Linked DNA regions of Homo sapiens: region 1 is linked to region 2. A link is an interaction called in ENCODE POLR2A ChIA-PET data of the cell type or tissue named here. Cell type or tissue: endothelial cell of umbilical vein. All regions are shown on one strand. Links, peaks and the distances in the headings refer to the core of each region. The heading gives the core; the rest is flanking DNA. Region 1 overlaps KMT2E (lysine methyltransferase 2E (inactive)). Region 2 overlaps PUS7 (pseudouridine synthase 7).

Region 1 (5,384 bases), core at 238-5,237, 420 kb before region 2:
AAAAAGCAAAGATTAGCTGGATAAGATGGTATGTGTCTGTGGTCCCAGCTCTTTGGGGGGCTGAGGCAGGAGGATTGCTTGAGCCCGGGAGGTTGAGGCTGCAGTGAGTTATGATTGTGCCACTGCACTCCAGCCTGGGCAACAGAGGGAGACCCTGTCTCAAAAACAGAATTGTTTTTTGTATTTTATTTACCTTTATAATTATATACTTTATAATTATGTAAGAAGTATTCTATCATTCTAAACTCAAATATAAAGCAAGTTAGACTTGAAGTCAAATATATAAAGGAAAGTATTCTGTCACTCTAAAGTCAAATATGTAAAGCAAGGTAGACAAATATATAAAGCAAGTTAAGTCTAACTCATCCCTGCTTGCTTATTATATGTAGATATGTATCTATATATTTGTATTTCCTTCCTTATTTAGGTAAGCAGTAGCATATTATAGAGTCTTCACATTTCTTTTCTCTTAAAAATATATGCTGAAGATCACAGTAGTATGTAGACATTGACTGATAGAGCTTCAATGTACTGTATCTTTTTTTGTACTCTATTCAACTAGTTGCCTTTGTATGGACACTAGAGTTGTTTTGGTTCTTTTGTTATTATAGATAGAAGTGAGATTGTTCAGTATAGTGATAAATGTATATATAAAATTTTGTTAGATTGTCAAATTTCCTTCCAGCAGGAGCTGTGCTGTTTTTTTGTTGTTGTTTTTTGTTTTTGTTTTTTTTGAAATGGAGTGTTGCTGTGTCACCAGGCTGCAGTGCAGTGGTACGATCTCGGCTCACTGCAACCTCCGCCTCCTGGGTTCAAGCCATTGTCATGCCTCAGCCTGCCGAGTAGCTGGACCACAGGCATGAGCCACCACACCCTGCTAATTTGTGTGTGTATGTGTGTGTGTATGTATGTATGTATGTATGTGTGTGTGTATATATATATATATATATATATATATTTTTTTTTTTTTTTTTTTTTTTTTTTTAAGTAGAGAACAGGGTTTCACCATCTTGGCCAGGATGGTCTCAATCTCCTGACCTCGTGATCTGCCTGCCTCGGCCTCCCAGAGTGCTGAGATTACAGGCGTGGGCCACCACGCCCGGCCTGCAGTTTTGAATTCCAAACAGTAATGGATAAGCATGCCCACTTTCCCAAGCCTCACAACAGAGTGTTTGACAGACTTGCATTTTTGCCAGTTTAATTAGGTGAGAAATGGTAATCTCAGCATAGTTATGGTGTGCATTTCTCTTACTTTGAGTGAGGTGTCTCTATGTGGTTTTGTTTCCCTTTGATAGTAGTCTTTTGCCAGATAATTTTTGATGGGGTAAATATCTGATGATGAATTCAGTAAAAGTTGGTTAAAAAGTTACCATTAGGAGGCCGGGCGCGGTGGCTCACACCTGTAATCCCAGCACTTTGGGGGAGGCCCAGGCGGGTGGATCATGAGGTCAGAAGATTGAGACCATCCTGGCTAACATGGTGAAACCCTGTCTCTACTAAAAATACAAAAACAAGAGTTAGCCAGGTGTGGTGGCGGGCGCCTGTCGTCCCAGCTACTTGGGAGGCTTAGGCGGCAGAATGGCATGAACCTGGGAGTTGGAGCTTGCAGTGAGCCAAGGTCGCACCACGGAACTCCAGCTTGGCAGCCTGGGCAACAGAGCGAGACTCCGTCTCAAAAAACAAAACAAAAAACAAAAAAACTTACCATTAGGAGGGCAGTTAGTTGAGAGAGATATGTTTATTATTCTGTGATAGCTAGGATAATTATCTGTGATGCTAGAATAAATATATTTCCTGGTAGACATTAAGGCAAGTCTGTAGAAATTCTAATAATCTAGAGCTCTTATTTTCCCACCTGAGAATAATATGTTATCTGACCTCTAAACTATATACAGTGAAAAAGTTGGGGGGGAATGTAAAAGAATTACTATGGATGATGTAGTTCATGGGTAGAGGTAGGGAGTGGGTAATGAAGTATTTCACTTAACTGTTAAATGCTCATGCCTATAATCCCAGCACTTTGGGAGGCCGAGGTGGGCAGATCACCTTAGGCCAGGAGTTTGAGACCAGCCTGACCAACATGGAGAAACCCCGTCTCTACTATAAATACAAAATTAGCCAGGTGTGGTAGCACATGCCCGGAACCCCAGCTACTTGGGAGGCTGAGGCAGGGAATCGCTTGAACCCAGGAGGCAGAGGTTGCAGTGAGCCAAGATTGCGCCATTGCACTCCAGCCTGGGCAATAAGAGCGAAACTCCATCTCAAAAAAAAAGCAGTATTTATTTCAAAAGTGAAAATAATTAAAGGCAATGGTAATAATGGAATAGATTCAATTCAGTGTCATACATTTGCTTTAAGAAATTTAATTTATGATTTTAATTACATGTTAACATTATGGGTTTTTTTTTTTCAGACTTTTTGCTTTAAATATTCTGTTTGAAAAAAATACTGGTTTCCTAAGTAAATTATTTTCTTGGCCATTCACTGTGGCTCACATCTGTGATCCCAGCTCTTTGGGAGGCAGGGGTGGGAGGATCACTTGATCCAGGAGTTCAAGACCAGCCTGGGTAACCCATCTCTACAAAAAATTAAAAAATTAGCCCGGCATGATGGTGCAGGCCTGTAGTCTCAGCTACTCAGGAGGCTGAGGCAGGAGGATCCCTTGAACCTGGAAGGTTGAGGCTGCAGCAAACTGTGATTGCATCACTGCACTCCAGCCTGGGTGATAGGGTGAGACCCTGTCTGGGGAAAAAAAAAAAAAAAAAAAATCAGAGTGAAATGGAGTCATCTATCTGGCATCTACTGCTACTATTAGATTGTATGTAAACTGTATTGCAAGGGATTTTGTATATATTTTATACTGTTGGTTTTTCACTGAGAACATTAAATAAATTAAAAAGTTTATCACATTTAAGACAGATCTGCTTCATGTATTTGATAAATAATTATGCTAATTTTTTAATGTAGGAATTTGGATAAAGAGAGGGCAGTGCTACTACAACGCCGGAAAAGGGAAAATATGTCAGGTAGGTAAAAAGGACCTACACTAAATTAAAATTCGTGTGATTGAGAGAATAAACGGTTCTCTCAACTTTTAGTTAAATGTAAATATTTTTAGTTAAATGTAAATACCTTGTTGATGAATGTTGATTGTACAGAGAGTATGCAATCTCTGGTATAGATTTCAAGTATTTTTTTTTTCACGTATTATAGAATAAATATGTACTTTGGGAAATAAAATGGAAATGAGAGGAAAATAAATAATTTAAATCAGCCATAATTTTCCTACACATAGCTAACCTGTTGGTTTAAAAAAGTAAAATATGTTTGTTCTTCAGAAAGATATGATCCATTAGTTTATCATGTAGAATAGTACATCTTTTATTTATAGGAACAGAATTTTCTAACTTCTGTGTAACATATGCCACAATTTTTATTTTATCTTAATCATGTTGATACCAGTACTCCTGGTTTTAAATAATCATAATTTATTCAACTATTCCTCTTTGATGGAGATTTGGATTGTTTTCATTATTTCTGCTTTGTTTTATTTTTGTTATTAAAAACAGTATCCTCAGCAAGACCCTCTTGCATAAGTCTTTTTGTACTTTTGCTGTTTTATCTTTGGCTAGATCTCTAATAATGAGATGGCTGGGTCAGAAGGTATGTACATATATAATTTTGCTAGATATGGCTGAATTGTCCTTTGTAGGGAATTTCAAATTTCCACTCGTAGTGTATGAGAGTGCTGTTTCCCACAGGCACACCACCAGAGTGTGTTATCAGGCTTTTGGATCCTTTCTAGTTTAATGTGTGAGAAATCATATTTGTGCTTTGCATGTAAATGTGTAAGTGAGGTGAGTGAACAAGTTAAAAAATGTGCTTATTTAGAAAGATGGAGACGACAATACTTTGTCATATGGAATGCTGTTTTATTTCATTGTTTAAAATAGAAGTATTAAATGTGCAATAATTTTTATTTTGTCTGAAGATGGTGATACCAGTGCAACTGAGAGTGGTGATGAGGTTCCTGTGGAATTATATACTGCATTTCAGCATACTCCAACATCAATTACTTTAACTGCTTCAAGAGTTTCCAAAGTTAATGATAAAAGAAGGAAAAAAAGCGGGGAGAAAGAACAACACATTTCAAAATGTAAAAAGGTACGTTTTTGCTTGTTTTTAGGTGAGTGGATAGGATAGCGGATAGGGAACTGAATTTTATAGGAGAGGCAGGAGAGTGAGAATAATCGATGATAGCTAAAAAGGATCTAGCAGAAGTTTTTTATTTTTAAACAATTAAACTTACTTGAACATTTTAACGTGTTTTAAAGATTGAAGCAGATTAGAGAAGAAACTTTGCAAACTGCTTTGAAATCATTTAATGAGATTAGTCACTATAATGCAGAAGCAAAAATAAAATAGAAAGCCTTCATAGTTTTCTGTACTACCAGGATTGTATTCCTTTCACTTGTCTGTCTGACATAATCCACTTAGCTTTTCTTCCCCATGTTTTACATAACGGTTCTTTGCCTCCTTTTTTTTTTTTTTTTAAACCTTGCTCTCTTGTAACGTATTGTCTACACACAAATTTATTTATTTGGATCTATATTGCTAGCTGTAGGTTTGTATTTGTTAGTCACTCTAAATGGAGTTCACACTTTTTAGGGGGTTGAGGGGGATAGGAATTAAGTCTTAAATACATCCTTCAGATCTGGCAGATGAGTGGGCTCTCGATACATGTTTATTGAGTAAATACAGCTCTGTTTACCACAGTGCATATTACTTAAGGCCCATTATGGGCTCAAATATTACTTGCTAGTTGCTTAGAGAATTAAAGTAATATCATTATTTTACTCCCTCCCAAAACATGTCTTATCACTTCAACAAAATTATATGTCTAACACCCTCCCAATTTTTATCAGAAATATTTTTCCACTGTTGTAATATTGAACACAGAGAATATTTGGAAATTTTTGTCTTTGTATTATATTATATACAGATTTTTATATTCTATATAGTCTATATACTTTTTTTTTTTTAAAGACAGGATCTTGCTATGTTGCCCAGGCTGGAGTGCAGTGGGTATTCATAGACTGGCATGGTGCACTATGGCCTCCAACTCCTGGGCTCCAGTTGATCCTCCTGCCTCAGTCTCCTGAGTAGCTGGGACGACAGGTGCCCGCCACCACTCTCAACCACATTCTGTTTTTATTAGAAAAGTATTTTAATAGATGCCTTTATTAAACATTCTCCTAGTGTCAGCTTTCTTGGTTACCAAATTTTTTGTTATGACACTTCAGTTAAAAGTTTCAATGAACCAATTAATTCTTAAATATTAATTATGTCCAGTTTTTTAGGAAACTAACTAGAATTCCATGTTT
Region 2 (5,384 bases), core at 268-5,267:
GCTTGAACTCAGGAGGCTGAGGTTGCAGTGAGCTGAGACCACTCTGCTGCACTCCAGCCTGGGCCACAGAGACTCCGTCTCAAAAAAAAAAAAAAAAAAATCTACTAAAACAACATAAATTCATATGCAAGCTAGAAAAGTAAATGATAGCCAGGTGTGGTGGCATGCACCTACAGTCCCAGTTACTGGGGAGGCCTGAGGCAGGAGGACTGTCTGCGCTCAGGAGTTGGAGGCTACAGTGCGCTATGATGGTGCCTGTGAACAGCCACTGCACACTACACTCCTGCCTGGGTGACGTAGTAAGACCTGCTCTCTTTAAAAAAAAACAAAAAAGGTAAATGATGGCCAAATAATTCTTCGCTTTTTTTTTTGAGACGGAGTCTCTCTCTGTCACCCAGGCTGGAGTGCAGCGGCACAATCTTGGCTCACTGCAACCTCTGCCTCCTGGGTTCAAGCAATTCTCCTGCTTCAGCCTCCCAAGTAGCTGGGATTACAGGCATGCACCACCACATCTGGCTGATTTTTTGTATTTTTTTTTTTTTTTTTTTTTTTGAGACAGAGTCTCGCTCTGTCGCCCAGGCTGGAGTGCAGTGGCGGGATCTCGGCTCACTGCAAGCTCCGCCTCCCGGGTTCACGCCATTCTCCTGCCTCAGCCTCCCAAGTAGCTGGGACTACAGGCGCCCGCCACTACGCCCGGCTAATTTTTTGTATTTTTAGTAGAGACGGGGTTTCACCGTTTTTTAGCCGGGATGGTCTCGATCTCCTGACCTCGTGATCCGCCCGCCTCGGCCTCCCAAAGTGCTGGGATTACAGGCGTGAGCCACCGCGCCCGGCCGATTTTTTGTATTTTTAATAGAGATGGGGTTTCGCCATGTTGGCCAGGCTGGTCTTGAATGCTCGACCTCAGGTGATCCACCCGCCTCGGCCTCCCAAAGTGCTAGGATTACAGGGGTGAGCCACTGCGCCCAGTCAATAATTCCTTTCTTAGCAGTGTAAACATTTGTGGCTATTAGTAAATAACTGATGTTGTTCAAAGACTTGGCTAGCCAGCAACAAAAAAGGCAACAATGCACTTCCTATCCATCATCTACAATTCATTACATTACATAAGACAGTGAAAGCAAAGAAAAATGCATTCTAGAGATATAATGTACCACTATGAAAATTTATCTTCAGTTTTTAAAAAGTTATTGTGTGAATTTTCCATGCTGCTATTGCTTTGTATTAAAAAATGAAAAAAGCCAAATGAAATGCTAAAACTGGGATCTGAATAGTTTTGATATGAAGATAATAAGTAACCTAGTTAACTAAGAAGTATTTTATAAACTTAACCGTTCCATATGAGAAGGAAAAAGCCAGGAAGGATTTCTTAAATCCTGAGCAATCCTCAACTCCCGATCTTGGAGGAACTCCCTCCCCACCCACCTATTCCTGTCAAGAATCGTCTGTTCTCTCTGGCTCAGGTACAGGCATAGTAGCACAGACTCTCTCCCAGGGAGTTAATAAATAGAGCAAAATAAATGTTACTTAATTGGGTACTGTGTATTATGGGCTGAACTGTGTCTCCCCCAAAATTAGTATGTTGAAGCTCTGACCCCCCAGGACCTCAGAATGTGACTGTATTTGGAGATAGGGCCTTCAAAGAGGTGATTCAGTTAAAATGAGGCCATTTAGGGTGGGCACTAATCCAATCTGACTGGTATCCTCCTAAGAAGAGGAAATGGGGACACACACAGATACCAGGGGTGTGCGTGCACAGGGAAAATGCCACATGAAGACACAGTGAGAAGGCAGCCATCTGCGAGCCAAGGAGAGAGGCTTCCGGAAAAAAAACAAACTTGCCGACACCTTGAGCTTGGGACTGTTAGCCTCTAGAAGCATATGAAAAGTAATTTCTGTTAAGCCACCTGATCTGTGGTATTTTGTTATGGAAGTCCTAGCAAATTAATACACTGTTTCCATATTTAAAATGAGTTAAATATATATTGGAAACCAAATTTCCACAGCATACAGACTTGCTGTGGTGTGTAGCCACTTCCATTTTTAAGAAAAGCTTTGGCACCTTGCCGATCCCCAGAGATCCAGTCTCTGCTATATTTACATTCCTGTTAGAAAATCAGACCGGTCTCAGGTTTAGTCAGTCTCCAGGAATTGAGAGCTCCCAGTCTGGCAAAACCAACCTCTGCAACCACGTCAAAGGATAAGTATAGGCTTTCAAAAGAGAAAGTTAATTTTTATTTTCAACCAGATTGTTAACTCTCAGCTGCATGCGAATCATTTACTTATGGAATTTTCATCTTGAATTATTGGCACTACGTATGTGGGGGTCAAAAAAATTAATTCATCCATTGCCTAAGAAAACTATCCTCACGGCCTGGCACAGTGGCTCACGCCTGGAAGAAACAATGCACTTCCTATCCATGATCAGTGATTTTTTTTTTTTTTTTTTTTTTTTTTGAGATGGAGTCTTGCTCTGTTGCCAGGCTGGAGTGCAGTGGCACAATCTCGGCTTACCGCAACCTCTGCTTCCCAGGTTCAAGCAATTCTCCTGCCTCAGCCTCCTGAGCAGCTAACACTACAGGCACATGCCACCATGCCCAGCTAATTTTTGTATTTTTAGTAGAGATTGGGTTTCACCATGTTGGCCAAGATGGTCTCGATCTCTTGACCTCGTGATCTGCCTTCCTCGGCCTCCCAAAGTGCTGGAATTACAGGTGTGAGCCACTGCGCCAGGCCGATCGGCAATTCTTAATCCCAGTACTTTGGGAGGCTGAAGTGTGAGGACTGCTTGAGCACAGGAGTTCGAGACCAGCCTGGGCAATATAGTGAGACTCTGTCTCTAAAACCTAATAAAATTAGCCTGGCATTGTGGCATACGCCTGTAATCCCAGCTACTCAGGAGGCTAAGGTAGGAGGAATGCCTGAGCCCAGGAAGTCAAGGCTGCAGTGAGCCTGATCATACCATCATTCACTCCAGCCTGAGTGACAGAGTGAGACTGTCTAAAAAAAAAAAAAAAAAAAGAAAGAAAGAAAGAAAGAAAACTATCATTGGGAGGAGCATTTACTATCTGTAATCTGTGCTCCTCCTGCTCCTTTTTCCATTAGCATGGAAAAAGGAATATACGTTTCTGTTGCTTTGATTTTGTATAGGCATAACAACAGTAACTCACCTTAAGTATTTGGAGAGTACATTAATAGCATCCATGGTGTCTTTGTTTTCCTTATATAGTACGAAGTGGCAGTAACTTCCCCTAGATTTTGGCCAAGAATGTTTTCTTGGATCTTGAAAGCAAAAGAATTAACATTATATATACCATAATAAAAGTTATAGATGTAAGAGCTCATTTTTCGCTATAGAACCTTTGAGTGGAAAATCAGTTCTAGTCTGATAAAGAAATACAGGTTAAGTGGTTATAGCTGTGTGGACTAGAGGTATTACATTTCCTGTAATTGGACACTTAACATTATCTATCCATATTAAAAATAAAAAGCTAAAATGTGGCTGGGCACGGTGGCTCACACCTGTAATCTCAGGACTTTGGGAGGCCAAGGCGGGCAAGATGGCTTGAGCTCAGGAGTTCAAGACTGGCCTGGGCAACATGGCAAGACCCGTCTCCACTAAAAATAGCCAGGCATGGTGGTACACGCCTGTGGTCCCAACTACTCAGATGGCTGAGGTGGGAGGATCACATGAACATGTAGGGTGGAGGTTGTAGTGAACCGAGATCATGCTACTGCACTCCAGCATGGGTGACAGAGCAAGACCCTGTCTCAAAAAATAAATAAAAGAAAAACATTTTTAATTAAAAAAAAGAACATAAAAAAATTAAGCCAGGTTAAATGTTAACTTCTGAGCAGCTAGTGTTACTTCAGTTGTTCAATCCTGTGTTAAACAATGTAAGATTTAGGCCGAGTGTAATCCCATGCACTGTAATCCCAGCACTTTGGGAGGCTGAGATGGGCGGATCACCTGAGGTCAGGAGTTTGAGACAAGCCTGGCCAACATGGTGAAACCCCGTCTCTACTAAAAATACAAAAATTAGCTGGGCATTGTGGCGAGTGCCTGTAATTCCAGCTACTTGGGAGGCTGAGGCAAGAGAATTGCTTGAACCCAGGAGGTGGAGGTTACCGAGCCAAGATCGTGCCATTGCATTCCAGCCTGGGCAACAAGAGCGAGACTCCGTCTCAAAAAAAAAAAAAAGTATGCATATCTACACACACACACATATATATATATATATATATATATATATATAGAGAGAGAGAGAGAGAGAGAGAGAGAGGGAGAGACACATACATATATATGCTTTAGATTTAAGCTGCTCAAAATGTTTTTTTTTAAGTACTTTGGGAAAAATATGTAAGCCTAAACTGCACTTTATAGACGCTGTACAATAACATTCATGAGTCCTGTGTGGCACAGAGCTGCAGTTGTTACTTAAACAACACATCTAGTTCATTTGATTACTGTAACTCCATGAAAGAAAAACTGAAAAAATGTTTCATACAACAATTCCTAGAAAGAGTCCTCTTCTTTTAAAAATAATCCTTTTTCATGAACTCATGAATCCCTTATCTTCAGAGGCTTAAGATACTGCTGGTACCGAAGCTGGTACTTGGATACCTGGCTTTGTCAAGGCAAAAGCACTGTTTGGTAAGTTAGTGATAAGTTACAATGAAAAGAACAAAAGACTCCATAAACCATTTCAGAAAACTGCCATAGCATGTATGCTTAGTGAATCACCCTTCCTTCTTGATAAATATGTGAGTTTTTTCTGTCTTGGACAGAAAAGTATTACAAGTATTTCTTTAGTCCTTGGTGTGAATTCCTCACAAGTTCTTCAGAAAACTGTTGAGCAGGAATATCATTTTCGGTTTTCCTTCCAGCTCACTATCAGTTAAGCAAAGTTGTCTATACTTAGCACTTGTGACAAAATCTTTGGCATTTCACTTTATCTACATGAAATGCCAAATGCTCTTACCTGCTGCAGTTCTGACCTCTGTCCAAATGCACAGCATAAAGAGCACAAAAGAGCAATGTTTAATTTATAATATTAAAGTGCTTTAGAGGTGAACATGCAAATGATCGCATGGTTAAGTTTACACTGAGGACTTCTACAGCACCCGGTAGTTATGCGGTGGGTTAACAGCCATTTAGACATTAACAATGGAATGTTTTAGAGGCAAACAGTGAACAAGTAGAAAACTCTTCTACAGGTGCAGCCTCCTTGTCTCAATCCCTTCACAATGGGCATGTTAGTTCACGCTCAAAGCTGCACTGTCTGTACCCATGAGATGAAGCAAAAGGTTTAAGGATAGTAAATGCTTCCCCAAAAAGAGATCTGTTTACTTAAATATGGGAGGACATGTACCAAAATGCTATT

Evidence for each region. Peaks named below come from ENCODE experiments on the same cell type or tissue, not always from the same donor. Only the 100,000 strongest peaks of a DNase experiment are listed, where the experiment ranks them.
Region 1: POLR2A ChIA-PET joins it to region 2 with 5 read pairs; 2 of 35 experiments call an interaction of 5 or more read pairs at or near these places.

What each region holds. Positions count from the first base shown.
Region 1 is chr7:105,070,652-105,076,035 of GRCh38, forward strand. KMT2E (lysine methyltransferase 2E (inactive)) reads left to right here. Exons shown (of 27, transcript NM_182931.3): 7 at 2,968-3,026; 8 at 3,992-4,164. Among named protein-coding and RNA genes, the nearest start is that of KMT2E, 59 kb to the left of the region's middle. In endothelial cell of umbilical vein, for the core only: no CTCF peak of the experiment used is centred there; no DNase peak of the experiment used is centred there.
Region 2 is chr7:105,491,972-105,497,355 of GRCh38, forward strand. It overlaps PUS7 (pseudouridine synthase 7), which reads right to left. Exons shown (of 16, transcript NM_019042.5): 6 at 3,171-3,282. Among named protein-coding and RNA genes, the nearest start is that of PUS7, 28 kb to the right of the region's middle. In endothelial cell of umbilical vein, for the core only: no CTCF peak of the experiment used is centred there; DNase peaks (open chromatin) are centred at 2,230 and 4,690; H3K27ac peaks cover 3,147 bases.